Regions from separate parts of the Homo sapiens genome. Here region 2 is linked to region 1. Evidence: read pairs that join two places in POLR2A ChIA-PET (ENCODE). Cell type or tissue: MCF 10A. All regions are shown on one strand. Links, peaks and the distances in the headings refer to the core of each region. The heading gives the core; the rest is flanking DNA.

Region 1 (15,104 bases), core at 5,526-9,525:
CTCTGCCTCCTGGGTTCAAGTGGTTCTCCTGCTTCAGCCTCCCAAGTAGCTGGGATTACAGGTGCTCACCACCATGCCTGGCTAATTTTTGTATTTTTAGTAGAGACGAGGTTTCACCATGTTGACCAGGCCGGGCTCAAACTCTTGACCTCAGGTGATCTGCCTGCCTCGGCCTCCCAAAGTATTGGGATTACAGGCATGAGCCACTGCCTCTGACCAGATAGTGTCTTCTTGAATGGGGAAAATACCAGCACTTCTGGCAGTTAAGAAGTCCAGTTCTTCAACTCACTAAGCTGCCTTCTGGAGCCCGAACCAGGAATGCAGTGATAAAGAGATGCAGGCTGGAAAAGTTTGAACAACCTGGCCCCAGATTCCCCATCTGTGAAGGGGCACTGAGGCTAGGTCGTACTTGGGCAATTTTTGTGCTGCCCTTAGCTCATGAGCCCCTTCACCAAAGCTAGGTGACCTCTGAGTCCCTTCATATTAGACCAGAGATCCCAATCGTGGGGCATTGCAGCCCCATCATGTGTGGGTTGTGGGCCTCCCATGCTCCTAAAAGCCCAGTGCAATCAAAATAGCTAATGATTATTAAAAACTTTTTGGATTGCAGATGACTGACAGGTATATTCCCACATAAGCTAGTTATTATTATCTTGTTTATACAGTCAAGACATTTGAAGTCCAGAAATGTGACCGATTCACACAGCTAGAATGGAACTTCAACCCAGGCCCCTTACACTCCAAGTTCAAGGCTTTTTCCATCGTGATATGCTATTTTAAAATCCGAGTGGATTAAAATTAAATTTTTTTTTTTTTTTTTTTAGACGGAGTCTCGCTCTGTCGCCCAGGCTGGAGTGCGGTGGTGCGATCTCGGCTTACTGCAAGCTCCACCTCCCAGGTTCATGCCATTCTCCTGCCTCAGCCTCCTGAGTAGCTGGGACAACAGGCTAAAATTAAAATTTTAACTTGACTAGTGTGGAGAATTTTGTGTAACTCTTTGAGCTGTTTAGCAAAATCTACATAGCCCACCTTGCTGGTTGTGGGGACACTGGCATCTCTTGCATGGAAACCTGGCTGGTTTTAACCTTTTCTGCTATTGCAGATGGGGAAAGTGAAGTGGCTCCTATTGACTTTCTGCTGCCGCTTCCAGGTCTGACTTGCACACAGGGCCATGATGCCTGGTGCTTCCTCGGCTCTTCCAGTTGTTTATGTTCAGCCGAGGGCAGTGGATCCCAAAAATAGCAGGCTCTGGCTCGAAGTTCTACCTACATAACTTCTGGGAGCCAAGCCCTCTCTCTCCCTGGCAGGAATGGGTCCTGGGAACATGCAGAGATTCTCCCTGGTGGCATATGGTTTTCCATGGTGGCCGTGACTCAGGAACTCACTGCCATGCTGCCTGACTCTCTACTCTGCCTTTGGGCTCCTGTCTTGCTGGTGTAGGCTGACTTTGATGTGACCTCGAGATTAGCCACCGCCACACTGAGGTCTCTCTTCCTGTCTTCGTGTTGCTGACCTCATCTCGTCCAGCCTCCAACCCCATCTGATGAAGGAAGGGGGCAAGTATGACAGCTGTGCCCCAAGTATAATAGCTCACAACCCGCTACCAAATACAATGTCTTTCCCCACTCAATTCTTATTCTTCCTTCAGGGTTACAATTCCAAATTTCACTCATGCTATTTTTTTTTTTTTTTTTTTTGTAAGACGGAGTCTCACTCTGTCACCCAGGCTGGAGTGCAGTGGAGCGATCTTGGCTCACTAGAACATCAGCCTACTGGGTTCAAGCAATTCTCCTGTCTCAGCCTCCCAAGTAGCTGGGACTACAGGCGTCTGCCACCACACCCTGCTAATTTTTGTATTTTTAGTAGAGACAGGGTTTCACCATGTTGGCCAGGCTGGTCTCGAACTCCTGACCTCAGGTGATCCACCCACCTCGGCCTCCCAAAGTGTTGGGATTACAGGCGTGAGCCACCCCGCCCAGCCTCTTGCTATTTCTTTCAATGCTCCCTGTGCCTTGACAGAGATCCAGGGATTGTGTTGAAGACAATATGTGTAAAAGTAACCAGCATTGCACCCTAAATTGTCCTTCCCCTCTGACAATTGGCCACCATCTCTGTATTAAGCACAAGCACCTCAACAGGCCCTCCGCTGAGGATGCAGGTGAGGACGGGCTGGATGTGCCTTTTATCCCCTCTTTGTGGTGTTACTTGCTCTATTGCAGAATCGAGCATTGGCCCCATTATTCCTGAATGAGTCAGAAGTCTCCGCCCCTCTGCTGAACAGGCCGATGTGTCCCTTGACACACACGTGATAATGGTGCAGTTAAAAAAACAAACCCATAGAGATATGGAAGTGCAGATGTGTAGACGCCCCATGGTTTTTGGTGACACAAACGTCAGCTGTAGCTCAGGGACGTCCTCCTGATAGAACTCGCCATTGTGGCAGGCAACCTCTGAGATGAACTCAGATAGTCTTGCCTGCTGACACCCATGCTCTTGTGTAGTCTCTTCCCACGCTGAATAGGGCTGACTGTGTGACCAATAGGATATTCTAGAGATGACCGACTATGACCTCTGAGGCTGGGTTATAGAAGAAGTGGTGCTTCTGGCTGGGTGAGGTGACTCACACCTTATTCCAGCACTTTGGGAGGCCGAGGCGTGTGGAACACTTGAGGTTAGCAGTTTGAGACCAGCCTGGCCAACATGGTGAAACCCTGTCTCTACTAAAACTATGAAAATTAGCCAGGCGTGGTGGTGAGTGCCTATAAGTCCGGCTACTCGGGAGGGTGAGGCAGGAGAATTGCTTGAACCTGGATGACAGAGGTTGCAGTGAGGCAAGATCATGCCACTTCACTCCAGCCTGGGCAAAAGAGCGAAACTCCATCTCAAAAAAAGAAAAAAATAATAATAAGAAGAAGAAACGGTGCTTCCCTCCTTGTTCTCTTGGAACACTTACTCTGGGGGATGCTAGCGCCACCTCATGAGGACATTGAAGAAACCATACAAACAGGCCCATGCAGCGAGGGCTAATGGTCCCCAACAGTCAGCATTGACTTGTAGGCTGTGTGACCATGGGGACATCTCAGAAGCAGATCTTCCAACCCCAGTCATGCCTTCAGGTGACAGTAGCCTTGGCTGACATCCGAACTATAGCCTGTGCCAGAACCATCCAGTGAAGTCACTCCCAGATTCCTGACCCACAAAGACTATGACATAAGAAATGCTCACATTTTGAGTGCTAAGTTTTGGGCTAATTTGTTACACAGCCACTGATAACTGATACACCCATGGCAAGGACACAGGGACTTCTGACTCAGTCTGGATTCTCAGTCTGACTTGCCTGTGTTTCCAGCTAATGTTGAGTCCTATCCACCGAGCCTCCCAGTACTGCTTCTGGCGACATGCAGCTGCACTGAGGCATTTGAGACCTGGTGTTTCTACTATCTGGATCACTGAAGGAACCTTGGATGCTTTTTTCTAAGCCTGGTAAAGCCATGCAGCAGATCAGCAGGAGGGCACACATTAGCCCACGGGCTGCCTGAGCCCTGGCCTGCAGCTACTCACCTCCTCCTCCTCCTGGGGCTTCACTCCTGTGCTCATTCCATCAGCTATGAGAGTTCAGCTTGACACACAGAGCCTGGTCTCACAGTCACTTATGAGGGGCCATGAGTTCCAGGGTTTCAAACCAGAGAAGATGGGGCTGATATATTTTGTCCATCAGAAACAGCAGAGTCCCACCATGCTAGAAAGACTGTTAGGAGGGTATAGTGAGCCTGGCATGGAGCAGGCACTGAATTGTTTGGTGACTGAGGGGGACTTGGTCTTGCATCCTCCATCACGCTGCTCAGAGAGACGTGGGGCAGAGGTTGTGCTGTGTGTGTGTGTGTGTGTGTGTGTGTGTGTGTTTGTTTGTTTGTTTCTTTCTTTTTATTTTATTTTATTTTTGAAACGAGTTTCACTCTTGTTGCCCAGGGTGGAATGCAATGGTGCGATCTCGGCTCACTGCAACCTCCACCTCCTGGGTTCAAGTGATTCTCCTGCCTTAGCCTCCCGAGTAGCTGGGACTACAGGCATGTGCCACCACGCCCGGCTAATTTTGTATTTTTAGTAGAGTTGGGGTTTCACCATGTTGGTCGGGCTGGTCTCGAACTTCTGACCTCAGGTGATCCGCCCTCCTGGGCCTCCCAAAGTGCTGGGATTACAGACGTGAGCCACCATGCCTGGCTTATTTATTTTTATAGAGATAGGATCTTGCTTTGTTGCCCAGGCTGGAGAGCAGTGGCATGATCATGGTTTACTACAGCCCCAAACTCCTGAGGGGGTGATCCTCCTGACTCAGCCTCCTAAGTAGCTTGGATTACAGGAATGTGCCGCTATGCCCAGCTAATCATTTATTTAGAGATGGGGTCCCATCGTGTTGCCCAGGCTGGTCTTGAACTCCTGGCCTCAACTGATCCTGCTGCTTTGGCCTCCTAAAGTGCTGGGATTACAGGTGTGAGCCCCTTGCCCAGCCTGCACTGTTTTCTGGAGCTCACACTTTCAGAAAGAAATAGGAACACTGGAGTGGAAGAATGGGCGTGGATGAAGAGATTGATGGGGACTTCCAACTCATGCAAGCAAGTGCAGCATTTGGCAGGGGAGGCTCACAGCACATCCCACTTCTGCAAGTCACCAGTGGGTCTTTTCTTGCCACAGGGATCCATCTAGGGGTCCAAGGTATGAAGTGAGTGGGAGGGACTTACAGAGAGACACACGTCAGCTCTGCCTGGAGAAGGATGTCATGGATCTCAGTGGCACACCCAGGTCTCAGAGAGGCAATGAGTTGCTTGTCACAGGAGTTGTTTATTCCCAGCCAGGTGGCTGGGATGGGAGTCTCAGGAGATGAGAGGACTATACTGTTTTTTTCCTGGAGAGGTACATTTCTCTAGTCTGTGGATCAGGCTCCTAAAAGTCCTGCGGAGGCTGCAATTCTGCTGCTTCCCTGCCATGGACTGCCAAATGGGCTGGGTGAAGGAAGGTCCTATTCTCAATGGCATTTCCAGGACCTCTCTGTGTGTGTGATCTGGCTACTTTAGACAGCAATGGTATATTTGCCTTGGCTGATGGGAGTCCCTCATCCCTTGAGCAGTTTTGTGGAGAGCAGGAGAAATGTATCACAGTGTCTTGACGCTCCTGAAAAGCGTATGAGTCACTAGTACCAGGGAACCTGGCGTCCTTTTCTCAGTCATTGAGCTTGCGAGCCAGATCCGAATCATCTTTCCTTCTGCAGTCCTTAATTATGGGGGAAAAAAATGGACTTGTAGAAACCAGTCCTGTGTTTCTGGATGTGGAAGGACTCTGAGCTTTCTCTTGGGCAGAGGGGTTGGAAGGGGACAGGGCACAGAGGGCAAGGGCTCTGCATGATGCCCAGGGGAGTAGAGTCCAGCCTCCAGCCTCTTGTCTCCCAGAGCCCTCCCTGGTGGTCAGTGTTGTGGCCTTGAGCCCCCAGTAGGCCAGTGCTCACTTGGATCCTGCAGCCCAGGCTGGGGCTGGGGATGAAATCTGTGGCCTCCATCAATCATAGCAAATGCATTGTCCCCAGTCGATGACAAAAGGCCAGGAACTGGAACCTCCCCAGACCGACTCAGCTAGTTCACTTGGCTAGAGCCCAGGCTGGTGGGAACCGGATGTTTTGTGGAGGATTGGCGTCTCTCTCCCTGCCTGTGCCCCACGCCGCTCAGTGCTTTCCCTTGGAGTCCTCAACCGTGGAACCGGTGCATTCTTTCCTGGGCAGCTGCTCTGCTCACTTCCAACATGTTGTGCTCTGAGCTCATAAAATCAGAGGAATCAAAGGCAGAAGCTGCAAGCGCTCAGGCCTGCGGGGACCGGCGGCTTTGGAAACTCCAGTTTGCTTTCTTCTTTCCATGTGTGGCAGATGTGCCTGTCTCATCTTGTAGCGCCTTGGCCAGCTTTTGCTTTTCCGCAGAGGAAGGTAAAGCAAAGCTGTGGCCAGAGACCCCTGAGGCTGGAAAAACGTTTAAAGCCCGAGGGGGAGGGCTGCCCTCCCAATGCAGATAAAGGAATGAAACAATAGAGCAGTTGTCCATTTGGAATCCTGGGAAAAGCTCAAAATACGACAGGGAGGTCAGATCAGGCTGGACCCATCTGTAGCACTGAGGGCTGGAGGGGGAATGTTCTGGGCTTGGAAGGCTTCTCTTTCCCCTCTGGTCTCATGAGCCTACTGTCTTATTAATGAATTTGGTTTGCCTAGAGGTCCTGACTCAGTGGCCAGTTTGGTTCCAAAGCAGGTAGTGGCCCCTCTTGAAAAACAGCTGCCCACCTGTTGACCTCATCTTTTAAAAACATGCAGGACATCCATCCACGTGAGAGATCCCTGTGGGTCTCATGGGCCATCCCTGGCTGCCCCTTCATTCTTGACCCTGCCCCATCCCTCCGGGGTCACATTTGGATCTGGGAGAAATATTTGGCAAATGTGAAAATGATAGGTTTAGCAAGAGCCTGAGGAACTGGTAGGGAAAGACTTGTTTCGTTCACGTTTACTTTTTGAACAGATAATTCATTTTCTTGGTTCACAAATCAAAACTATAAAAACCATGACTTCTACCCTTGCTCCCATTAACCCCAACCCAAGTAACCACTTATATTAATTTCTTGGGTGTCTTTATGATATACAAACAAATGTGTGTGTATAACTTTGTACATATATATTTTTTCTTTTTCTTTCCCCCTTTCACAGAAAGGAACTGCAGCGGCCTTTGAGAGAATGAAAAAATACTCAATCTCACTTAGGTTCAGAGACATGCAAATTAAAACTATAATAAAATACCCATGTGGCAAGGCTGACAGAAGTTAGCATTCTGTGCAAACTGGTTTGGACTTTGCTCTTTTCACTTACCTGTGTATATATCTTGGACATCTTTCAAATCAGTACATAAAGAACGTCCTCATTCATTTTTTACAGCTTAATAGTTTCCTAGTTATGGACACATCGTAAATTTATCTAACTGGTTTCTATTACAGACATTTGATTTGCTTCCAATCTTTTGCTACTACGAACCATGCTACCCAGGATGCTTCCTATACATGTAGGTATACTGGTAGAATAAATTAAGGCAAGTGGCATTATTGAGATAAAGGGTAAACATATTTATAATTTTGGTAAGGGTTTTCAGACGTCTTCAACAGAGTGTACACTATGCACTGCCACTAGTAAAGAATGAGAGTCTCTCTTTCTCCATAGCCTTGCCATGCAGGCATTTCATTGTAGTTTCAATTTGTGATTCTCTTATTAAAGTGAGATGGAGCACTCACTTTAATTCCATTCTTTCAAGACCCATTTGCATCTCCTTTTCTATGAGCTTCCTCTTCATCTCCTTTGCCCATCTAAAGAAAAACTGTCTTGTTCACTTTGGTCTTTTTCCTTAACCATGCCTAGTAGCTATTTGTGTGTTAAGGAAAGATTGGCTCTCTGGGATATGAGTCACTCCACATTATTGTTTGTCTTTTAATTTTGCTTATGTTTTGTGGATGTCTAAGTTTTTTAAAAATTAGGTGGTATAATATAGTAATCTTTTTTTTGTATGAATTCTGGATAAAAGAAAGGCCTTCTATTCTCCAAAGTTCTAAAGGAATTTGCCGATATTTTCTTCTAGTTCTTCTATGGCTTCTTTTCTTTTCTTTTCCTTTTCCTTTTTCTATTTTTTGAGACAAGATCTTGCTCTGTCACCCAGGCTGGAGGGCAGTAGCACAGTCTTGGCTTACTGCAGCCTTGACTTCCTAGGGCTCAGGTGATCCTCCTGCCTCAGCCTCCTGGGTAGCTGAAATTACAGGCACGTGTCACCATGCCTGGTTAATTTTTGTACTTCTTGTAGAGATACATGTTGCCCAGGCTGGAGTTTTCATTTTTCAAGAGTTTGTATCTTGGCCAGGTGGCCAGGTATGGTGGCCCATGCCTGTAATCCTAGCACTTTGGGAGGCCAAGGCAGGTGGATCACCTGAGGTTGGGAGGTGGAGACCAGCCTGACTAACATGGAGAAACCCCATCTCTACTAAAAATACAAAATTAACTGGATGTGGTGGCATGTGCCTGTAATCCCAGCTACTCAGGAGGCTGAGGCAGGAGAATTGCTTGAACCCAGGAGGTGGAGGTTGCAGTGAGCTGAGACTGCACCATTGCACTCCAGCCTGGGCAACAAGAGCAAAACTCCATCTCAAAAAAAAAAAAAAGAGTTTGTATCTTTAATCCATTTGGATTTGACTCTGGGGAAAAATGTGAGGCATGGATTGAACTTAACTCTTTTCCAGTTGTTCTGATATCGTTTAGTAATACCATTCCTCTAGTGGTTAGAGATATCACCTTCATAATTTACAGAATCTCTGATTATAATTGGGTCTATTTCTGCATTTTCTAGTTTATTCCATTGTTTGGGATGTCTGTCCGTTGGCCAGTACTATGCTGTTTTCATTACTGAGACTTTACAATACACTTTGAAATGTGATAGAGCTATTTTTTCTCATTCCTTTTCGTTTTGTTTCTTGCTGTTTTTGCTTTTCCTTTCTTTTTCTATTCTTTACCTGGCTATTTTTTTTTTAAATTTGGAATGGAGAGCTTTATTTCACATAAAGGGCTGCAGCCTGCAGGGTGGCCATTCTGACAGGTTGGGAAGCATAGTCTCTGGCCAGAAACCAGAAACAGAAACTTTGAGAGTCAGAAGAATAAGACAGATATTTATATTAAATGGGGTTGTCAAATATACATATTCAATAAGCTGGAGGAGGAGTCATGAACATTTATGAAAGGAGAAACATGCGTGTGTGCAATTGAGCTTCATGCCTCTCTAGGGGACCCATGTTCAAGACATGGCAGTGGGGTTAGCACAATCCAAGGGTGGGGTTTTTGGTCCTCTGACGTCAAATGGTGAAGCAGAGGACATGGACACCCTCTGCACATCCTGCTTAGACTGCCTGGCTATTCTTGCTTGTTTCATTTTTCCATATGAACTTTAGAGTCAGCTTATCTAGGTTTTTTTTGAAAAAGATTATTTGTATTGAGGTCACATAAAATTTATAAATTCTTTTTAGGAGAAGTGATGTGGTAATGAATCTTTCTCTCTTAGAAGGTAGTATGTGTTCCCATTGGTTCTATTGTTCCTTTGCATTTTTAAAGGTTAGTTTCTCTCTTAGGCATTTTGCATGCATGTTAGTAAGTTTATTTGAAGGTATTTTTTGTGTTGCTGTTGTAAAAAAACCCAAACAACTCTTGAAGGATACACCATTTTTCTCACTCTATCCTCTGCCTGGTTGATACTTGTACATAATACTGTTGTTATCTATTACGTTAGTGTGTACCATGCTACCTTTTTTTTTTTTTTGAGATGGAGTCTGGCTCTGTTGCCCAGGCTGGAGTGCAATGGTGTGATCTCAGCTCACTGCAACCTCCGCCTGCCGGGTTCATGTGATTCTCCTGCCTCAGCCTTCTGAGTAGCTGGGACTACAGGGGCACACCACCACGCCTGGCTAATTTTTGTATTTTTAGTAGAGACGGGGTTCCGCCATATTGGTCAGGCTGGTCTCGAACTCCTGACCTCAGATGATCCTCCCGCCTCGGGCTCCCCAAGTGCTGGGATTACAGGCATGAGCCATTGCACCAGTCCCATGCTACTTTTTTCAGAAAGCCTAATTAATGTAAAGAATACAAATGTTATTTGGGTAAGTACCCAAAATGAGTATTTTAGAAATTAGAAGAAGGCAGTCCCAAATAGATTTTAGGAAAACCATAATTGGGGTGGGATGCTTAAGAGTGTGCTTCTTGAGAATTAGGGATCCTTCAACATGGTGGAATTTGAGGGATGTAACATAATTTCAGGAACTCATTCTGCACCAAGAATAAAGATGTGTGAGAGCACAAGCAGTTACCTGCAAAAGAATTTGTGATGAGCTCATCTGTGGTTGGATTCCTTCAGGTCCTAGAGCACAGAAGTGAAATGCCAAAGGCCTAAATTCAGTGGGAAGCAGGGTTCTCACTGGCTACAAAACCTGCAGCTTCAGAAAGGAGCAGTGCAGGGGGGCACTGGCCACTGAGGGCCATGGGTCCTCAGCTTTGACCACCCCTCAGAACTCATCAGAGCAAAGCCCCCAGCTGTTTCCTCTCTTAGAGCATGAGGGAAAGAAATGGAGATCTAGCACTCATCTGTTCCTTTGGAGATGGAAAGAAAAATGGAATTCACAGGTGGCCTTCAAGAGCCCAGTGAGAAACAGTGAGCCCATTCTGCTCTGTCTCTGGGATCAGTCAAAGGCAGAATGGGCAGGTGCAGCCCCAGCACCCTAACACCTTTAGTGCCACCAGTATGGTTTATCCAACCAAGGATTTGGGGTTCTTCTGCGACTTGGGGCTCTTTTAGGGAACAAAGTTTATTTTCTTCTTCGTCTTCGTCTACTACAAATAAGAGGAAGGAGGGAGCTGTTACTGCGCACCCATGCGTTATGCTTGGTGCAGTCTGTATGTCCTCAAGGCATGCCTCGAAATCATTCTCTCTGCTTTTATGGATGAAGAAATGAAGGCTCAGGAGGGCAATTAACTTTCTGAAGGCAACTTGGCTGGGAATTAGCTGCTGTAGGGTCCAGGGAGGAGGAGGATGGAGGTAGTGGAGCTCTGGACACCTCCTTCTTCTTGCTTGAATGAAAGCAGCTCCGCGTTGTGTATGGGTTTCCCATTGAGCTATGCTTTGAAGAAAGGATTCTACTTGGAAAGAGTCTGTGTTCCCAGACAGGTCTATTCTATGTTTCTCAGCCCCAGAGATGGGTTTTGAATTTGCAGCACCTCCCCACTCCTACCCCTACCCCAACCCCCGCTCATACTATAGCCCCCACTTTGCCTAGTGGATTGGAGGGGTCCCAACCCACTGAGGAGCAGTATCAGGTGCTGAAGGCTCAGAGGGGACTCAGGGCTGGGAGATGGCAATGGCAGCTCCCAGCCAAGCTCTGGTCCTCTCCAACCGATTGCCACAGCCAGCTTCAGGCTGGAAGGCTCTGCAGTGGAGTGAAGCTGACATTTCTCTCAGGAACTACAATGGGGAAAAATGCTGCCAGCCACCCTCTCCCTACTCCCTCCAGACCCTGACAAAAGGGTTCCCCAACCAACCGTACCAGTTACTCAGCAGTGTCTTTGATAAGAATTAGAAACTCAGGAATTACTTCAACCAAGCTGATGGATTGTAAAGGTACTTGAGCTCATTATATTCTCTTCCAGACTGACTTTTCTTTTGCACTTAATGATGAATAGTCCTTGGTGCTTCTGTGATCTTACTCCAAGATTTTAAAAAATCCTAGGAATAAGAACTTTTTCTCTTTTTTAAGAGAAAGGGTTCTACTCTGTTGCCCAGTCTGGCGTGCCATGGCGTGATCATAGCTTGCTGCAGCTTCAATCTCCTGGGCTCAAGAGATTCTCCTAGTTCAGCCTACTGAGTAGCTGGTACTACAGGCATACCTGGCTAATTTTTTCAATTTTTTGTAGCGATGAGGTCTCACTATGTTACCCAAGCTGGTCTCGAACTTCAGCCCTCAAGCGATCCTTCCACCTTAGCCTCCGAAAACGCTGGGATTATAGGAATAAACCACCATGCCTGGCCTAGAACATTGTTATTAGCATCATCATTACTATCCTCCTTGTCCTATTCTGGCTTCCAAATTGGACTGCGTCTAACATTGATGGCTGAAGCCAAGACATCATTCTTATCACCATGACAACAAACATAATACTGAATTAAATAATCGGCTTTTATAGGAAGTGCTCAGTGCACTAGGCCTGATACCAAACTTGAGAAAACTCAACTTTAGAGATAGGAAAAAAGGACTATCTAGAGAGAAGAGGTCATTTATTCCACATTTCTTGCAAAGATAAAGGCAAATTCTGGAAAAACACTGCGCTCTGCTCTCCCTGGTGATTGTGAGCAGTTACAGCTTGTGAAGATCTCACATCCTGGGCAGAATTCCATGGCAGGAGGGCTGCATTTTGTAGTCAATGACTGGGCTGCCTGTGGATGGGCAGCTGTGTTCAGACCTGAGCCTTCATCCTTTGTATTCTTGGACTCTTGTCATGGACCAAGGGATGCAAGAACCTCCTAACAGGCCTTGATCTTTCCTCCACGGGAACAGCCTTAAACTTTTGGGGAAAGTAAGGCAACAAAATGAGCAGTGCTAACGCAATGTGTAATCTGTTGCTCATCAGCGGGAAGACTTTTATTCAGTGGTCTAAGCATTTTACAAATAGTAACTTATTTAATCTTCACAGCAATGGTCCCACTTCAGTATTCCTATTTTCAGATGACAAAACTAAAGCACATATCGATGACATAACTGGACTAAGATCACACATCCAGCCTGTTGCAGAGCTGGAGTGGGAGCCCAGATCATCTGGATTCAGAGTCCATGGTGCACTTATTATTCTGGAAGTATCTAGTGCTGTGCCCTTGGCTTGGCAGTGTGGTTCAAAATCCAATCCAGCGTGGTTCATGGTCCCTTCCCTCTAGTAGCTTACAATCTCTGAGAAGCTTATGTTTTGAAGGTTTTGCCTTATAAGGACCTGTACCTCACTTAGTCTTCAGCCCTCTTTACAAGTACATTGAACTCACTTAGTTACAAGGATTACAAACAAATACTACAGGGATGTGATGGGTAGTTGTGTGTGTGTCCATTCCGCTGGGCTATGGTGCCCAGTTGTTCAGTTAAACACTACTGTAGATGTTGCCGTGAAGGTGTTTTTAAAGATAACATTAACATTCAAATCAGTAGACTTTGACTAAAGCAGATGGCCCTCTGTAGTGTGGGTGGGCCTCGTCCAATCAGTCTAAGGCCTTAAGAGAAAAAACTGATCTCCCCCAAGGAAGAGGGAATTCTACCTCCAGATGGCCTTCAGACTTGAGACTGCAGCATCCATTCTTCCCTGGGACTCTAGCCTGCAGCCTGGCTTGCACATTTCAAACTCACCAACCTCCACAATTAATTGAGCCAATTCCCTAAAATAAATTTCACTCTCTTTCTCTATCCATACTATTGGTTTTGTTTCTCTGGACAATCCCGACAAATACAAAGGAAAACATGACATTCTGGGGTCTCACTAAACAAATTCTTCAGTGGTAAATAACTTCCGTAGATGGGTAGCTAGAATACAAATGAAGACATCTGAGAACTGTGGAATCCTCTTTACGCTTTCTGCAATGCTGATGTGCGTTATGGTATGTGAGGAATAAGTTGAATTTGAGAAGGCAGAGATTCCTTATTCTGAAGTGTCTCAGCCAGGTATTGGCTCTTACCATTTCAGCCGCAGAGATGGCGCTCCCATCTGCAAGGTTGGGCAGGGGTCCTCTCCCAGTCCTCTGAGATAGGTGAGCAAGACACAGAAATGGCTGTGGGGGGACCAGCCTGAACACTGGTTGATGAGCAATGCACAGAGAATTCGCTGAAAGTACTCTCGGGGACAAGAGTGCCCCCGAGGGACTCCATTGGTGTCCGAGAGTAATAGAGTTCCTGCAGAGAGGAGACCGCAAATGGCATTTGCCACAATTTACCCACCTCAAAATAGTGACAACACCAGCCTTTGTGAAGCAAATCAAGTGGGAAAAAAAATCACTTTTACAAAATGGGAACAGTGCCTCTTAGTGCCACGTCACAGTGATAAGCACTTGGATCTTATTCTGGGTGAGAGTCAAATGAAACCCCAAATGTTCTTTTGAACAAGACTGTTCCACTTAATAGAACTGCCACTCAGTGAGTCCTGTTGTTCTCCCCACGGGCCCCTTGCTGAGCCTTGGAAGCATCCTCACAGAAGACTTGAAGCTTTGCTGATTTAAAGCATCCTCCTGCTCAAGTCTTGGCCAGGAAAAGTCAGGTGGGAACCCATTTGTGACTCAAGCCCCCACCTATCAATAGAGCTGGGTTCTTAAGTTCGTTTGTGAGTAATGTGTTGAGATGAACTGGATCTGTTATTCCTAGTGGCACCCTCAGCTGTGTCACTGGTGGAGTGGGGGCTTGGGGCTGCCTTGGAGCCCAGTCACCACTAAATGTGTTCCTCATTTACAGGTCACTTGTCATGCACAGGTCATCCAACCATCAAGTCTTGCCCCAGTCAAAGAGGATTGGGCCTTCCTGCCTCAGTTAGCTGAACCTGTGAGCTCCTTGAAGGCAGGGTTGTGTCTTAGATATTTTAGTATCCTCAGATGCCTTGCACAGTTAGGGCTGAGAAGAAGGTCAGTCAATATGTGCTTGATTAAGTAAAACCAACCTCTCTGCTCTCTGGAAGCCTGTTTTCTTCTGTTTGGTTTGAAGTGGTTAATGAAGTCTTGGCTTGGGTAGAGCCTTGGCTCTAACTGAGATTCTGTGATCTACTGTGAATTATAGGGATGTACTCTGCAATGAGTCGTGAAGCTTCTGGGGCAGAAAGGATGTGTGGGTGTGCTTACAGAGCAGTCCAACCCTGTCTCCTACCTCGGCCTCAAGCAGTCTAAGGGAGTCTGGTAAGGGAGGCAACCACAGCATTTGGGAAGTTCTTAAGGTCACCGGCTTCCCTCTTTTGAGACAAGTATCAGAAGACTTGAGATTTCAAATGAAATGTCTGCTTATTCTGTTGTGTGGACAGCTCAGGAGTTCACATATGAGTAAAGAGGATACTAACCACCAGCTACTCTCTTCAAACCATGTACACTGTCCATTGCAGTAAAGCATTTGTCTCTGTTTTGGAATAACTTACGAAGTTGATGACCCCTAGGAGTTCTATAAGAATTTTGTCAAGTCATCTTATCAGAAACTTAATTTGTAGGGGTAGGCACAGTGGCTCACCCCTGTAATCCCAGCATTTTGGGAGGCCAAGGCGGCGGATCACTTGAGGATAGGAGTTTGAGACCAGCCTAGCCAACATGGTGCAACCCCATCTCTACTAAAAATACTGTGTATATATATATATCCCATCTCTACTAAAAAATTGACCTGGGTGTGGTGGCGCATGCCTGTAAACCCAGCTGCTCGGGAGGCTGAGGCAGGAGAATTGCTTGAACCCAGGAGGCAGAGGTTGCAGTGAGCTGAGATCATGCCACTGCACTCCAGCCTGGGTGACA
Region 2 (15,104 bases), core at 7,010-11,009, 320 kb after region 1:
GCCCATGCTAGCCTTGTCCTTTGCTGGCTAAGACATAAAGAGCTCTTTGTTGGAAGTGGAAGGAGAATCCTGACATGACTGCTGCTTGGGCAGTACCTCAACCTGGCTCTGAGGGCTAAGGGGGCAGCTGGGCAAGGTGCAGGTTGGCCCAGGCCTGAGGGCCTCTCTCAGGATACAGGAACCTTCAGAGCTAAAACCAAGGATGGTTCCAGACAGTGCTGGAGGGCTGGTCACCCCTACAGTGTTTCTGATCTGTGAGGCACAGAACAGTCCCGGATGAGACCTGGAGGGGCAGACCAAGTGGAAGACAAAGAAGTCTGTTCGGAAAGGCCTCTTCCTGCCCAGGCAACGGCTGGAAAGAACAGGAAAAGGCAGGGGGAAAGCCTGAAGTCCCAAGGAGAAATACAATGTTTCCGTCCTTGGGCATGGACAGGGGTCTGGAGCTCAGTGCTTCATCCGTTTAGGAATTCCATTACCTAGTCTCCAGGGCTCTCTGGCGGCTTGAGCCCCCAGATGCTCTGGTGGAGGCTGTGCGCCGCTCCTCCGCCCTCCTCCTGCCTGGCTGTCGGCCGCCGCTGCCTGTGCAGGAGGCTCATCGTTATGCCAGGGCTGTAGGTCTGCTCAAAGCTTCCCAGTCACCAGAAACATGTTCTTCTGGGGCTGCCTTTCCCACTTGGCTGGCGGTGCCTGACTTGCATATGAAACCGGCCCTTGGGGGCAGTAGGCTGGCGTGTCAGCCTCTCAATGCTAGACCAACAGACCCAGCCAGATTCTCAAGGCAGCCTCAGCCTGCCCTTTCTTCCCAAGAACACATGGGGTCTTTTTAGAAGAGCCATCGTGAGAGATGCTAAAATTTCAACTTTGTAAGAACCAACAATGACCAGAATAATAATGGGGCACATCTCCCTGATGCTACATGCTTTCACTTGTCTTAGAAGGGAGCTTTTTTTTTTTTTTTTGAGACAGTTTTACTCTGTCGCCCCAGGCTGGAGTACAGTGGCGCAATCTCGGCTCACTGCAACCTCCACCTCCTGGGTTCAAGCAATTCTCCTGCTTCAGCCTCCCGCGTAGCTGGGATTACAGGTGCACACCACCATGCCCAGCTAATTTTTGTATTTTTAGTAGAGACGGGGCTTCACCATGTTGGCCAGGCTGGTCTCAAACTCCTGACCTCCGGTGATCGGCCCTCCTAGACCTCCCAAAGTGCTGGGATTACAGGTGTGAGGCATCGCGCCCGGCGGAAGGGAGCCAATTTTTGTGACATCTGTGGTTTCCCATTGCGCCTTGAGCTGCAGAAGCCAGGCAGGCCCCAGGGCTGCTGGTCCACTGGTGGTGTTGGAGATGCTGCTAGAGGGGCTCAGCCCCTGCAGTGTTAAAGGCACAGGCTGAAGCTCATCTTGTCAATCATCAAGATGCTGATTGAATATCCCCAGGGGATTCTGAGACTGGGCCTTGTAACTTTAGGTGCTGTTGAAGGTCTGATCACGCCTGCACACAGCCTGCCATTTCCCAGGGATTTAAGGGTCTACTCAGGACTGCCCCTTCCACATTGTCCTCCTTGGTCTCCCCGCTGAGCTAGGGCTTCTTCTCCAGGGTCTCCTGCCACTCTGTGCATAAATCCATCACTGCTCTTACTCCTGGAAGAGCAGGTGACCCTTGAACAACATGGGGGTTGGGGCGCCAACCCCTTAACAGCGGAAAATCCACATATAACTTTTGCCTCTCTCAGAACTTAACTACTGATAGTCTATGTTGACCAGAAGCCTTGCTGATAACATAATCAGTTGATTAACATACATTTTGTATGTTCTAGGTATTAGACACTATTCTCACGAGAAAGTGAGTTAGAGAAAAGAAAATCATAAAGAAGAGAAAATATATTTGCTCATCATGACATGGAAGCGGATCATCTTAAAGGTCTTCATTCTTGATGTCTTCATGTCAAGTAGGCTGAGGAGGAGGAGGAAGAGGAGGGATTGGTCTTGCCATCTCAGGGGTGGCAGAGGCAAAAGAAAATCCATGCATAAGTGGACCGTGCAGTTCAAACTTGTGTTGTTCAAGGATCAACTGTGTAGGCTTTCTCCTTCTCTAGACGGGACTTCAAGATAGAATGGACCCTCTGTCATCATTTTTGCATCTCCAACAGCCACAACAGTGCTTTATATATAACAAATGACCAATAAATGCCTATCAAATGCATTGAATAATGGAGAATGCCTTTCCGTCCTTTGAATCACAGCTTAAGGGATTACCTCTTCCAGGAAGTCTTTTGGGTTAATGGAGGGCACCTTCACCTTTCAGTATAATCCTAACCCTCTCTTGTTTTTGAAAAGAGTTAATGGGGCATAATGAATAGTCATATCTAATATTTACTAAGCACTTACGACCTGCCAGGCTGTGTTATAAGCACTTTACTTGCATTCCTTTACTTGATTCTGATAATAATCTGCTGAATTAAGTTATATTACTATCATTCCCACTTTGCAGATGATGAAACTGAGAAGCTGAGGCACAGAGAGGTTAAAAAACTTAAGGCTGGGCGTGGTGGCTCACACACCTGTAATCCCAGCACTTTGGGAGGCTGAGGTGGGAGGATCACCTGAGGTCAGGAGTTCGAGGCCAGCCTGGCCAACACGGCAAAATCCCGTCTCTACTAAAAATACAAAAATTAGCCGGGTGTGGTGGCAGGTGCCTGTAATCCCACTGCTCTGGAGGCTGAGGCAGGAGAATCGCTTAAACCCGGGAGGTAGAGGTTGTGGTGAGCCAAGATAGCATCACTGTACTCCAGCCTGGATGACAGAGTGAGACTCCATCTCAAAAGAAAAAAAGAAACTAACTTAAGTTGACATATGGCCAAAGTGGAGAAAGGATGAAACCCACCCAGTTTGACTTTAGGCCTGCTTACGCATGCTGTCCTGCTGTCTCTGAGTTTTATTTTGGCTGCATATTGAATAAATGACTAAAAATCTAGAGCGGTGGTGACAGAACTTTCTAGTATGCAGAAATGTTCTATATCTGAAATGTCCAATCAGTAGCCACTAGCCTTATGTGTTCATTGAGCACCTGAAATGTGGCTAGTGTTTCTGAGAAAGTAAATGTTCAAATTTTAATTAATGCAAATTTAAATAGCCCCATGAGTTTAGTGGCTACTATATGGGACAATGCCACTCTAGGACAGAAAGGACCTATTTTTAAATTTTTAATTATTATGGGTACATAATAGTTGTCTATATTTACGGGGTACATACAATGTTTTCATATAGGCATACGATGTGTAATAATCACATCAGGGTAATTGGGGTATCCGTCACCTATCATTTCTTCGTGCTAGGAACATTTCAATTCCACTTTAAAATATACAATAAATTATTGTTAACTACAGTCACCCTACTGTGCTACCAAATGCTAGATCTTATTTATAAGGAAGGACATATTTTAATTTTCTTCTCTAAACATCTTACCATGTAACCCATGGTCATCAAAAGGACTCTTTCTGAATGGCTGCATATTAGTATCTCTCTGAATTGGGGAAACATCCAGTGATCAGCCTGGAGTGAATTAGTGAAACAAACTCAATCTTAGTCCTTGAAGTCTCCTTTCTACTCAAGCGGCTTTCTGAGTACATGAAAAATGTACAATTCTAGTTTGTTCACTCACAGAGGCCTGGAGAAGATTAGGTGCTCAGCGGAAGACTGGCAAACTAGAGCTGGGATAAGGGACAGGAAGGAGCTTCCCTTATCAGTGCTAGACCTGGTCTTAGGCATTCTCTTATTCCATCCCCAAAACAATTGAGGGACCTACCTTCAATTGTAAAATAGGATTCCCATCTCACAGCTGAGGAAAACTCAGAAAGGTTAAGAAACTCCCTCAGAGAGAGGCACTCAGAAAGAGAGCTGTGGTTTCAGCTGGGTTTGTCTGATTCCAGCGGCCATGGATTGTGGTTGGAGGATGAGGGGTCACTGTTCAATGGTAAAGGGAGGTACTCGAGGCTGACCATCTGTTCAAAGAGTGAGTGTGTGTTATTATCGCTCCCACAGTGATGCAAGGCACGTAGTTAGAGTTAGTGCCTGAGCCAGAGACCTGTTTCCTTCCTTCCTTCCTTCTTTCCATTTTCCCTCCCTTTCCTTGGCCCTCCCTTCCTCCCTCCTTCCTTCCCTCCCTCTTTCTTTCTATCTCTCTCTCTCTCTCTTTCCCTCTCTCTCTCTCATACACATAACACACATAATAATAAATCCAGATTTCAAAGATTCAGTATGAAAGGGTATAAAATATCTCATCAATAATCTCTGAATTAATTTTGTTGAAATGATCATATTTTGGATATACCAGGGTTAAATAACATGACAGAGAAATTATATTAAAGTTTATTTAACCTGTTTCTTTACTTTTTGGATGTGACTACTAGGATATTGTAAATTCCATAGTGGGTCAGGTGAGGTGGTTCACGCCTGTAATCCCAGTGCTTTGGGAGGCCGAGGTGGAAAGATCGCTTGAGGCCAGGATTTTGAGACCAGCCATCTCTACAAAAAATTTAAAAATTAGCTGGGTGTGATGTCTCACACCTGTAGTCCCAGCTACATGGGAGGCTGAGGTGGGAGGATCGCTAAAGCCCAGGAGTTCAAGGCTTCAGTGAGCTATGATTGCCTCACTGCACTCCAGCCTAGGTGACAAAGTGAAACCCTGTCTCTATAGAAATAATAATAAATAAATAAATTGCATCGTGGCTCGCGTCATATTTCTATCGGACAGACTGGTCTACAGGATTGCGTGTATGAGTCTGCATGAAACACCAATGACTTGTCAAAACTCTCCTCAGCCTGAGCAAATGATTTCATCCCACTAATACCCACACTGAAACAAAGTGAAACTGGCTAGGTACGCACAGACTTTGGCCTCTGCCTGGTCCGTGGCCCCTCTTGGGTATGATGCTGAGGACACCAGCTGGAATTGCTCACATTTTTTCCCTCTGCACACAGAGCACATGAAGCTCTGTCCTTTCTTTGCCTTGAATGGCACTAGCATTTCTTTCTTGAGCAAGGTGCTTCGTCATTCCTCTGAGGAAGGCAGGTGATGAAACCGTGACACAGAAAAATGGCCTGCTCCCTCCAAGGCCATTCCCAAAGGCCGTGGCCGAGCAGAGCCAAGCATGCCATCTACCATGAAGCTGACCACCCTCAACTGCCTGGACGTTCTTTTCTGGCTAACGATCTTACAGCAGTGGACAGATTCAACACACAGGCTTCCAGGGGAAAGGATGGTGGTGTCCGATAGTCTCTGACCCCTCCCATGATCATAGTATTCAACCCTCCCTGGGCTCAGTGACTTATTTCCTCCTCTTGGAGGTGGGAAGTGCTATAGTATTCCTCTTTGATGATTTAAAAGTGGTATATGCCTTTTACTCTTTCCTCTTTATATCCAGCCCTCTCCTTTCTCTGTGCTGCTTTTACACCAGTTTCCATAGTAACAACCTCTATTGTATCCCTGACTGAGAAGGGAAATCATGCAGATGTTCGAAGGGATACAACACCTTCCAGCAGCTATTTTGATGCACCGGCTCCTTATCTCCCTCACTAATTTTCTCGTCCTTCTCTTCTCCTTACTGCTGCCCCTTCCTCCAAATACTTACAAACCCATCCCAAGCTCCCTGTCTCCCCAGTGTGAGCCTGGGGGAGTGGGCAGGGAGAAGGAGAGTGCTGGCAGAGGAGGGAGAGGTCTCATTACGAATCTTAATCTTTCAGGTGGCTTCAGACAGAATGACAGGCACCAGTCCCGGACAGGACACGCACAACACAAAAGCTATGGGAGGTAGAATCAAAAGTACCAGAGCCCAAGAGCCGTGGAAGATGGCTCTCCGATTGCCTTCAGACAAGCACCCTTACCTGAATGCTTGCAGAATAAACAGACTGCCTGAACTATCTGTGCCACCAACCCCACCCCGCTCGCTCCTGCCCCAGCCTCATGAATAGCTCCTGCACCATATCTGTGAGTTTGAAGGTCTGTCTTCCTTCTACGCATTTCCCTTGGAGAGATCAGCCACCTTTTCTGATGGGCAGGGCAGAGGTGGAAATACAGCGCACGCACACACACACACACACACACACACACACACACACACACACACACACCAGGGCTTTGAAGACCTGCAACAACAGAGTTGCCCACCTTTCCTCCAGCAGCCAGGCTCAGCCGGCCACCTGGGAAGGCAGGAGGAATGGGGGTTCATCAGTCATCTCCCGAAATTGTTTGATGAGTTCTTTGCACCATTCCTCCTTGGAACTGGACATGATTCTTTTGATTACACAAGCCTGACAGCCGATCATAATAACCATGTAACTGAAGAGAACCTATTCCTGTCCAGCGGCATTATTTGTTCACCTAAAGCAAAGCCTGAGCTATATTTAGCATATGATGTCAGCGGGTTGTTTGGATTCTTGGAAATTGGCAGGAAGCCACCTCTCACATGATATATGAAATCACTGATAAATGCTTCTTTTCACCAAAAGAAAAACAGCTTAATAAATGTGGCCCTTTTCTGCTTTCATCTTCCCTCCCTTCCCTTGGCCCTCCCTCCCTCCCTCCCTCTCCTGCACCCTCCTTCCTTCCAGCCAGCCCCTCTCCCTCCACCGCCTCCCACCCCTGCCACATCTGGGATTTGTCTTTCTGTGGCACAGCTCAGCAGAGCCTGTGAAGTGGAAATGAGTTGCTCAGTATCACAGATCAAAATGAGGCTGTTGGGATGCTCAGGATGTTTTTTTCCTCTCCTCAAGCCTGGAAGGCTGCCAAAGTGCTCGTGAATCAGACGCACATGCACAAAAAGGCAAATCTATACAGCAGTGGCTTTATGGGGCCCGGTATTGACGGCATAGCACTAGCTCTGGGTTGCTGTTTTGCAGGCAAGGATGGGAAATAGATAGTGATTCAGGACTGCCATTAAGTGTGGAAACAGCCCCTGTACAGATTGTATGTAATAAACCCAGCACAGAGAGAAGCTGTAAGCAGCTCTGGATTTGCTGCCCTGGATCAGCCACGAGGCCCATCAAGTTCAAGCTCCCGATAGGTGTGGTGGTTAATACCTGGTGCTCTATCTTCCCCATCCTGCACTGAGTCCATTATACTAAAGCTGTCAGAGGGGTTGGAAGGGGTTGTGTGTGTGGAATTAAATTAATTCTTGCCCTCCTGTGGAGATCAGTTTATATGGCCTGAAGCACAAGATTTAATTACCCTTATCTTAGCTCGTGTAAAAACCAATGTCATTATTGATCATGGATTCACCAGGTCCCTTTCACAATCAGCTGTAACATTTAACTCAGTGACCCCCTGCAGGCCACGGGAAATGGGGGAGCAGCAGCTCCCAGTGGTGGTTTATTGACATTTATTTGTCCTCAGCTTCATCCAGTGGCCTCCTGTCTGCCACTGGAAGATACTGTGAAGACAAGAGAGGGGCTTGTTTCAGCCCTTTAGTATCTTGGATACCTTCATGATAGTCCCTTCTAACACAGGCTCTGTCAAGGCCAAGCAATCCTGGCATGGGTGATATCAGCCGGCCTATGAGGGACCTGCAGAGTTTCAAAAACAGCACCGTGACACTGACTGCAACTGGCCTTTCTCCCACACGCACACATGCGCAGAGCTAGCTCGTCTTCATCCTGGATGGGAGAGAAAAACAAAAAGGAAGGAGGAGGGAGGGAGAGCAAACCATGTCTGTATTCTTGATGTAACTGCCTCAATTTTTTACTGGGGTGAGGAATGGATGCAGCAATGAATAGACAGGTGAACAGACAAACAGGTGAATGGACGGATGCTTACATTAATTAATCAACAGTGAGAAATCCCACAAAATGAACACCGGTTGTAGGAAAAAGCTGTTCTTCCAACCAGTCTTCTAATTAGCATTCATCTGGGGCTCTATATAGAAACTGCAGACGAGTGGAGGGCTGTATTTTAATTGGAATTATTTTTTTTTTCTTGCTTAAAATGAGGGGTATTGGACCCGGATGCCCTGTTAGATCCCTTTCAGCCTCTGAAATTCTAAGGTTCTGTAATTCTGTGATTCTGCAACTTTATGAATCACTCAGGGTAAATTAACTTTTTTCTGGAAAGCAACTGTCCTCCTCTTCCCCTAGGTGCAGCGAGCGAGCTCTGCTCTGAGATAGGGTCCTATCCTCAGACATGGATGCTTCTGGAATCCTTCCTGCATGGGGGATTGGGACTTCTCTGGGACCTGAAGAGCCAATAAATACCCCTCTTCTGGAAGGACATTTGTCCTCACCAAGAACACAGCTCATCTGGGCTCTCTGGAGGGCCAGGATAGTGTTTATAATGATGATGACAATTTCTGTTTTATGCAAAGACCAATTCTTTTAGCCTAAGCTGCTCAAGAAGTTTGCCATCATTTCTATCAGCCCCAGATCTCACATAGAATAGCACCGTCGCAGCTGGCAGAGCACCACGTGACAGGGACAAATAACTCACTTGCCCAGCTCTGGGCCAGGGCTGGCCCACAGTTTCGCTGGCACTGGGCTGCAATCACAGTCTGTCTCATCACATTACCTTGGAGGAGGTGCAGGAAGCCCAGGCGAGGTCGGGAGAGAGATGGAGAAAGTTGAAAGATTTAGTATTCTCACAGTTGCCTGGGAGAACACAGCACAGCATGCAGAGCCACAGTGGCACAGCGTGCAGGGCCACAGTGGCACAGCGTGCAGGACCACAGGGCCACCCTCGGGGTGGGTCAGGAGCCAGAGGGAGAGTGGGACAGTGGCAGGAGCTGTTAGGGTGGTTTCCATGGGAAGGAAAAGCAAGGCAGGGTGTGCGGGCTCGGGACCGGCTAGCTGTGTTTGCAAGTGGCACCCCTGCGAAATTCACCTTTACTGTGACTGTCAGAGTGTAGAGTTTAAAGTTATCTGAGGACTCCAGATGTCTACGGGTATATTAGCCAGGGTTCTCCAGAGAAACAGAATCAATAGAAGCATGCGGAGCGGAGGGATGGGTGAAGAGAGGGAGAGAGAGAGACATTTTAAGGAATTGGCTCACATTATTATGGAGGCTGAAAAGTCCAAAATCTCCAGCAGGCTGGAGACCCAGGGAGATGATGTTGCAGTTCAAGTTAGAAGACCGTCCACTGGCAGAATTCTCTTCCTAGGGTCAGGCTTGGCTCTACTGGAGCCTTCAGTTGATTGGATGAGGCCCACCTGCAACATGGAGGGCCACCTGCTTTGCTCAAAGCCTGCTGATTTAAATGTTAATCTCTTTCAAAAACACTCCCACAGAAACATTCTGAATAATGTTGGACCACACATCCAGGCAGCACAGCCCAGCCAACTTGACACATAAAGTTAACCATTGCAACGGGTGAGTCACAATTGGCTTAGGTTGGCAAATAGGGCCTTAGGTGGATGTCAATGCATCACTTTACAGAAATTAAAAGCATGGTTAATACCGAGTCATTGATTCCTTACAGGGGTAGCTCTTGTGGGGCAGGATCTGTGACAGGGCCTCACTTCCCAATACCTTCACCCAGGTGACTTCACGCTTCCCTTGGGAAGGCACCTTGTAGCTTGCAAAATGCACTCACTCCACTCTCTGATTATCTGATTCTCCCAACACCCGGCAAGGTCAGCCTTATTATCCTCATCTCAGAGACATGAGAACATGAATGGGGAGGTGAGGTGACTTGGACAACTTGCGAGTGAAGGAAGTCAGACTGGATTCCATCTTCAGATTCCAAATGCCAGGAGCTGGCATGCAGTGAGAGATTGCCTGTGTCAGGCACACTTTCTGTGCTTCCTTTGTACTAACTTGATTTTTCAGAACAACTCAATGAAGGAGCCATTACTGTTTAACAGGCAGGGAAACTGAGGCACTCTCAGTGTATCACACAAGGTGGGCTGGCATCTGGGGCCAGCTTGGAGTCCAGAATCTTCATCATCTCGCTCCTGCCTCCCACACAGCCCGGGCAATGCCCTGTCCCCCCATCCCCAACCCCAGCACACTGCCGCTTACCCACACCTCTTAGCCTATCTTCGGAGACTGCTAGCAATCACCCTTTGAGCAAGTGTAACTGAGGGATAGCATAAAGATTTGGAAATGGAAAACAGAGAAATCCTCAAAGTGGAACAAGCTCTCAGAATGAGGCTGGGGCTGCCTAAAGCAAGCACCACCTCCTCAAACACCCTGTCTAGGAGCGGTCCCAGTTGACCCAGCTTATCAGGAAGGGCTCCAGATGTGGCTTCCCTGTGAAGCATCTCTGGTCTCAAAGCAGGGTCCCTTTTTGCTGTCCTCGCATTACACACTGGGCCCTGCTATTGCCTTCGTCATGATCTGCCCAACATGGGAAGCACATTCATTCAAGAAACATTTGCTGAGTGCCAGGCACTGTGCTGGGGGCCAAGAACTTAGAGACAGGGAGGAAGGTAGCCCTGGCCTCAAGGCAGTCTCAGGCTAACTGAAAAGACAGGCCTGCCAACCAGGCAGTACCAACCCGATGGCTGTACCAACCTGATGACTGGCAGCTGGCCCTGCCTCCCCATTAAGGCCTCCAGAAAGCACCCTGGACCCACAGAGTGAGGCACCATCAGCTCTGCCTAAGGGATGCTGGCAGTTCCGTGGGGAGAGAGAAGGCGGCCTAGAGCTGAAAGACAGTCCACAGATGCAAGAAGGGGCAAGGGCAGCTGGCAGAGGGAACAGCACGTGCAAAGACACGGAGGCATGAGAGCATTTAGTTTTGCTCAGCTGGAGCACACGGCATATGGAGCCAGGGCCAGAAGGACACCAAAGGCGGTCAGGTTAGGTGGTAAACAGCCTGAGGGCCCACCAAAGAGCTTGGATCTGTTCTAAAAATACCCTTCCTGGCCCTTGTGCAATCTTGCCATTGTTTCAGAAGCCTTGCGAACAATGTGTGAAGGGCTCTGCAATCCTCCAGGGAGTTACGGAGTCCTGGGAAGGAGCCTGGGGCTGGATTTTGACTCCTGACCTCGAGGAATTTATAATCTAGGTGAGAGCAAGACTAAGTATGTGAAATATTAGCGGCCATCCCGGGAGAAAAATGAAATGTCAGGCAGTGTGGCCAGGATAGTTAAGTGCGGTGAGAGTTGGTGAAGGGATGGGATTAGGGTGCTTCCATGTGCAGATTAATAAATCAGAAAAAGTTGTTGCTTCCTGCTTCTAAACTGGGCAAAGCCCTCACCACTGGCTTCTCTGTGAGACCCTGTAGTTTTTTTCTTAGGGGATTTTCCAAGCACAGCCTCATCAGCTCTCTTCAGCGTGGAGGCTATTTCCCTTTTGGCCAGTACCTATTAACTTACCCTTCTCCCAGATGAATTTCACTTTCCTCAGCTGAACCTGATCTGTTCCCCCAATGCATTAAGTCCATCCAGGGTTTCAGACCCTCCTACTTTTGGGGTTTGCCTAAAACCACCCCAATTCCTCTCCATAATGCAGCCTGGGGGATAAAGATATTCTCATAAACGCTTGGATGATGGAGATGTCAAGCGTGAGATTTTCTGTTTAAAGGAGCTCTCTGTTTCTGCCAAAGCTGGCAATGTATTATGAATTCCTTTGAATGCACTTGTTTGTACCTGGTGGAGATTCCCTTGAAGTGTGGATGAGTGTTTCCTGTGTTGTTGCTTCAGAGCAAAGTGGTGTCTTTGTGTGTGTCTATTACAAACACATTAACCACACGTGTGTCCCATCTTCTCCCTTACACCACGCAGCTAGGGTGATTGAAACACGACATTTTATACTCAAAAGCAAATTACAGCAAGGAATTAGTGTGAAATTACTATCCTCCTCTCAGAGTTCCTTTTTAAAAGTCAGCAGCAGTGCTCAGGATGAAAGTTGGCCTGTCAAACAAGTCCATTCAAGCTTGCAATTCCGCTGTCATTTCCCCGACGGGCTTGTGATAAAGAGCGAGGGAAAAAAAAATCTGCCAAAAATAGTGCCACTGAGAAACCCAAACCATGGCAAACTCAAGGGCCAACACCACCCGCTGCACAGCCCTCTCGGATAGGACAGCCGCTTCACGGGCTTGTTCTGACAGAGAAGTCGTGTTCCAGGGTGTGTGACCTCAGATTTCAGCACCAGAAAGACTTGGAGAGGAAGGCCCTGGAAGAGCTGCCTCTGTGAATCCCCGAAGAAAGGGAAGGGAGAACAAAGTTTACACTGAACATCTTGACTTCCCAAACAGCATGTTGAGGCAGTCCCACGGCGGACAGGTTTTGCGGCAGGCCTGGGACTCGCCCGGGACTGCCGCAGCCTGGAGATTCATCTAGAAAGAATATAACAAGCCTCCTTCTCCCTGGTGCCCATGTTACTCCCTGTTGCTACTCTTTCCGAGCCTTCAGTTCCCTGGGTGGTACCCTCAAGTGTGAAAGAGGGAGTGCCCCTTGGAAGCTGGGGAACGATTTAGGCCCAGGAGAAAATGGAAGCAAATCCAACAACCGGTGAGCTGTTAAAGAGGCCATGCGCCTGGTAGCAAGAGCTCTGGATCAAACGGCATGTGCGTGCATCCCATTCCTGGCTCTCTTGCCAGCTCTCAGGGGAGGTGGGCAGGCCGACTTCCCAGCTCTGTGCCTCTGCTCCGAGAAGTAAGACAGGAGACCTCTCCTGCCAGTTCACTGGGAGGGTTAATGCTCCGAGAGGCGACAGGTCATGTCTGTATACAGATTCCGACTTCGCTGTTTCAGCTCATGTTTATCATGCTCCTGGGGGTGCCCTTTGACCATCCTAACCACCCTGACAGCTAGGTATCCTGAGCTCCAGTTTACAGGTGAGACCATCGAGTCTCTGAAAGGTTAACTAACCTGCCCCAGTTAACACTGCCGGGAGGTGGCTGAGCCAATAATGAAATCCAGGTCTTTGGGTTCTAAGTCCAGTGCCTGCCATAAAAGGAATTTCTCCAGCCTGTTTCAGTGGCAGTGGCTGCCATGCAAATGCAATCTGTTTTCGCCTCCAACACGTCACATCTCTGGGCAGAGATTTTGTTCCCACCTTTGTCGTCGTTCTGACGTCCCACCACGCATTTGCTGTGAGGAACAACTTGCATCATGAACCAGATTTTAAAGTTGTTGCAAATATGTATCTAGCAACCATAAAACCTGATTTGTGTTTCATTTGTAAGCATACCAAATGAAGCCACGGAAGGGGCTGTGAGGATTGCAATGTGGTACACTTTTCTGGGTAAAATGTTCTTAGAGGGGCCACAGCTAAAAGGCAGTCTATTGTTTAACAGGCCTCAATGACAACCATAATAATCAATGTAGTTATTATCATGATTGTCGTCACTGCTAGATCTTACATCTTTGTGGCACTCCGATCACTAGCTAATCAGAGCATTCACCTGGGCCTGGCTTGCCCTATTCTCACTGTCTGTCTTTTTTTTGTCACTTATCACAGACTCCTGCAAGCAGAGTAGCCCTTGGGGAGGTTTCCCCGGGGACCCTTTTCTTTGGCATCCTTAAACAGCTGTCACACTGTCCCAGTTGTTTTTCAAGAAGAAAGTCCCCAGGGTTTTACTGAGGCAGACTTGAACTTGACCTCGTCGTGTTGATTGGTTCACTTTTGCTTCCCCCTGGAAAGAGGGGTGCCAAACCCTGGGTGCCCATGGGTGGATCCTGGCAGCCTTCTACCTTACAGCTCATCACCTGTTTTTTTCTACCCAGAACATGCGTTTGGACATGTAAGGATTTCAGCGGTTCCTGCAAAGCAAACTTCTCTGGAGGAGCCCGAGAGACCTCTTCTGTACAGAATAGCCTTACACCCCATAGGGCAGTCTGTCAGCAATGCATTTGAAAGGGGAGCACATAGGTAATGCATTAGGTAGGGTGGTGTGAGGAAGGGGATCATTCAGCACCTGGTCCTGAATGTTATTTGCCAGGTACTTTTAAATAACTTCTGTTAGCTATTACTCCTAAACATTCTTAGGGAGCGGGTAGGAATTGTCCTCCTTTTGAGAATAAAGAAACCAAGAGACAAATGTCTTCAGGGACACATCCAAGGAGGAAGAAGAGGTGAGAGCCTTTAGTAGTGAGGGTTACCCTTAGCTACCGTCCTCTGTCCTCCTTGGCCCCATGGGCACCCAGGAAACACACTGCGGGGGACGAATTCTGGAGCGTGGCTTTCATCCAGGAATTGTCTAAAACATTAACTGGCTGAAAGACAGGATCTCAGTCATTCTCACACAGCAAACGCAGGCTCAGAGAAGTAAGCTATCCGCAGCAAATCACAGGATGAATTAGCGCCCAATAAGCACGGAGAAAGAAGGCTTCTTCCTCGCCATCCACTCCCCGGGCCAGCTTTGAAGAAAGATATATTTTTAAATGCAAGCCTCGTAGAGAAAATGTTCCCTAGCACGTACCCATAGCCTACTAATGGGGCAGTTGTTGGCAGCTAGTACCATCAGCCCATGCTCAGGATTGTGTTCACAATTTTTATTTCTATTCTCGGCCCCTGGTATATGATAGGGGTTGCTGTCCCTGGAGACTTAGGGGCACTGATGAAAAAGGTTTCAGTAGGTTCTTGCCTTGCTCTCAATTCAAGATTGATTTTGTTCAGACTTTGGGCCTGCAGGCCTGAGGTCATTTACTGAGTTAGTAACCATTTTTGTTTGTTTGTTTGTTTGTTTGTTTTAAATTATTATTCTTCACACAGACTCCATGTAAACTGCCCAATGCTTCCCAGAAGGCTGGCGGCCCCTGCATCGCTCTGAACTGAAGAGGAGCTGAAGTCACAGAAAGCCAGCCACTACTCGATTGCCCAAGAAGCAGTCGTCGCACTGGCCCAGCTTCACAGCGGCTCTCGAGTGCTGAGAAAACCCACTGGAAGGGCTTCCTTTCCCTACTCTGCACATGAGAATAGCCATTCCTGTGTCAGTTTTGCTTCTTTCTGGGCTCTCTGATTAGGATTTATTTCCTTAGCTAGAGAAAATAAAGGGACCTTACAAGGCCTAATTAGAGCGACTCCTCTCTGATGTATTCAAGACACCCTGCTGAATTGGACTGGCAAGTCCCTGTGTATTGTTATTATTGTTGTTTTAAAGAAGCCATTTCTGACCAGGGTGGCTGAAGGAGACGCCCTTTGTCGGCCTCTCATGGTCCTGGCCCTCGCCAAGG

What was found. ChIA-PET counts read pairs that join two places held together with the same protein. Peaks named below come from ENCODE experiments on the same cell type or tissue, not always from the same donor. Only the 100,000 strongest peaks of a DNase experiment are listed, where the experiment ranks them.
Region 2: POLR2A ChIA-PET joins it to region 1 with 5 read pairs; 2 of 35 experiments call an interaction of 5 or more read pairs at or near these places.

Annotation. Positions count from the first base shown.
Region 1 is chr1:234,853,782-234,868,885 of GRCh38, reverse strand. The region is part of intron 2 of LOC107985365 (a long non-coding RNA gene); the gene reads left to right. Among named protein-coding and RNA genes, the nearest start is that of LINC02971, 96 kb to the left of the region's middle. In MCF 10A, for the core only: no CTCF peak of the experiment used is centred there; no DNase peak of the experiment used is centred there.
Region 2 is chr1:234,536,021-234,551,124 of GRCh38, reverse strand. No RefSeq gene overlaps it. Among named protein-coding and RNA genes, the nearest start is that of LINC01354, 12 kb to the right of the region's middle. RefSeq lists enhancers at 8,180-8,680, 8,681-9,181, 10,555-11,058 and a silencer at 15,048-15,104. In MCF 10A, for the core only: no CTCF peak of the experiment used is centred there; DNase peaks (open chromatin) are centred at 9,334 and 10,884.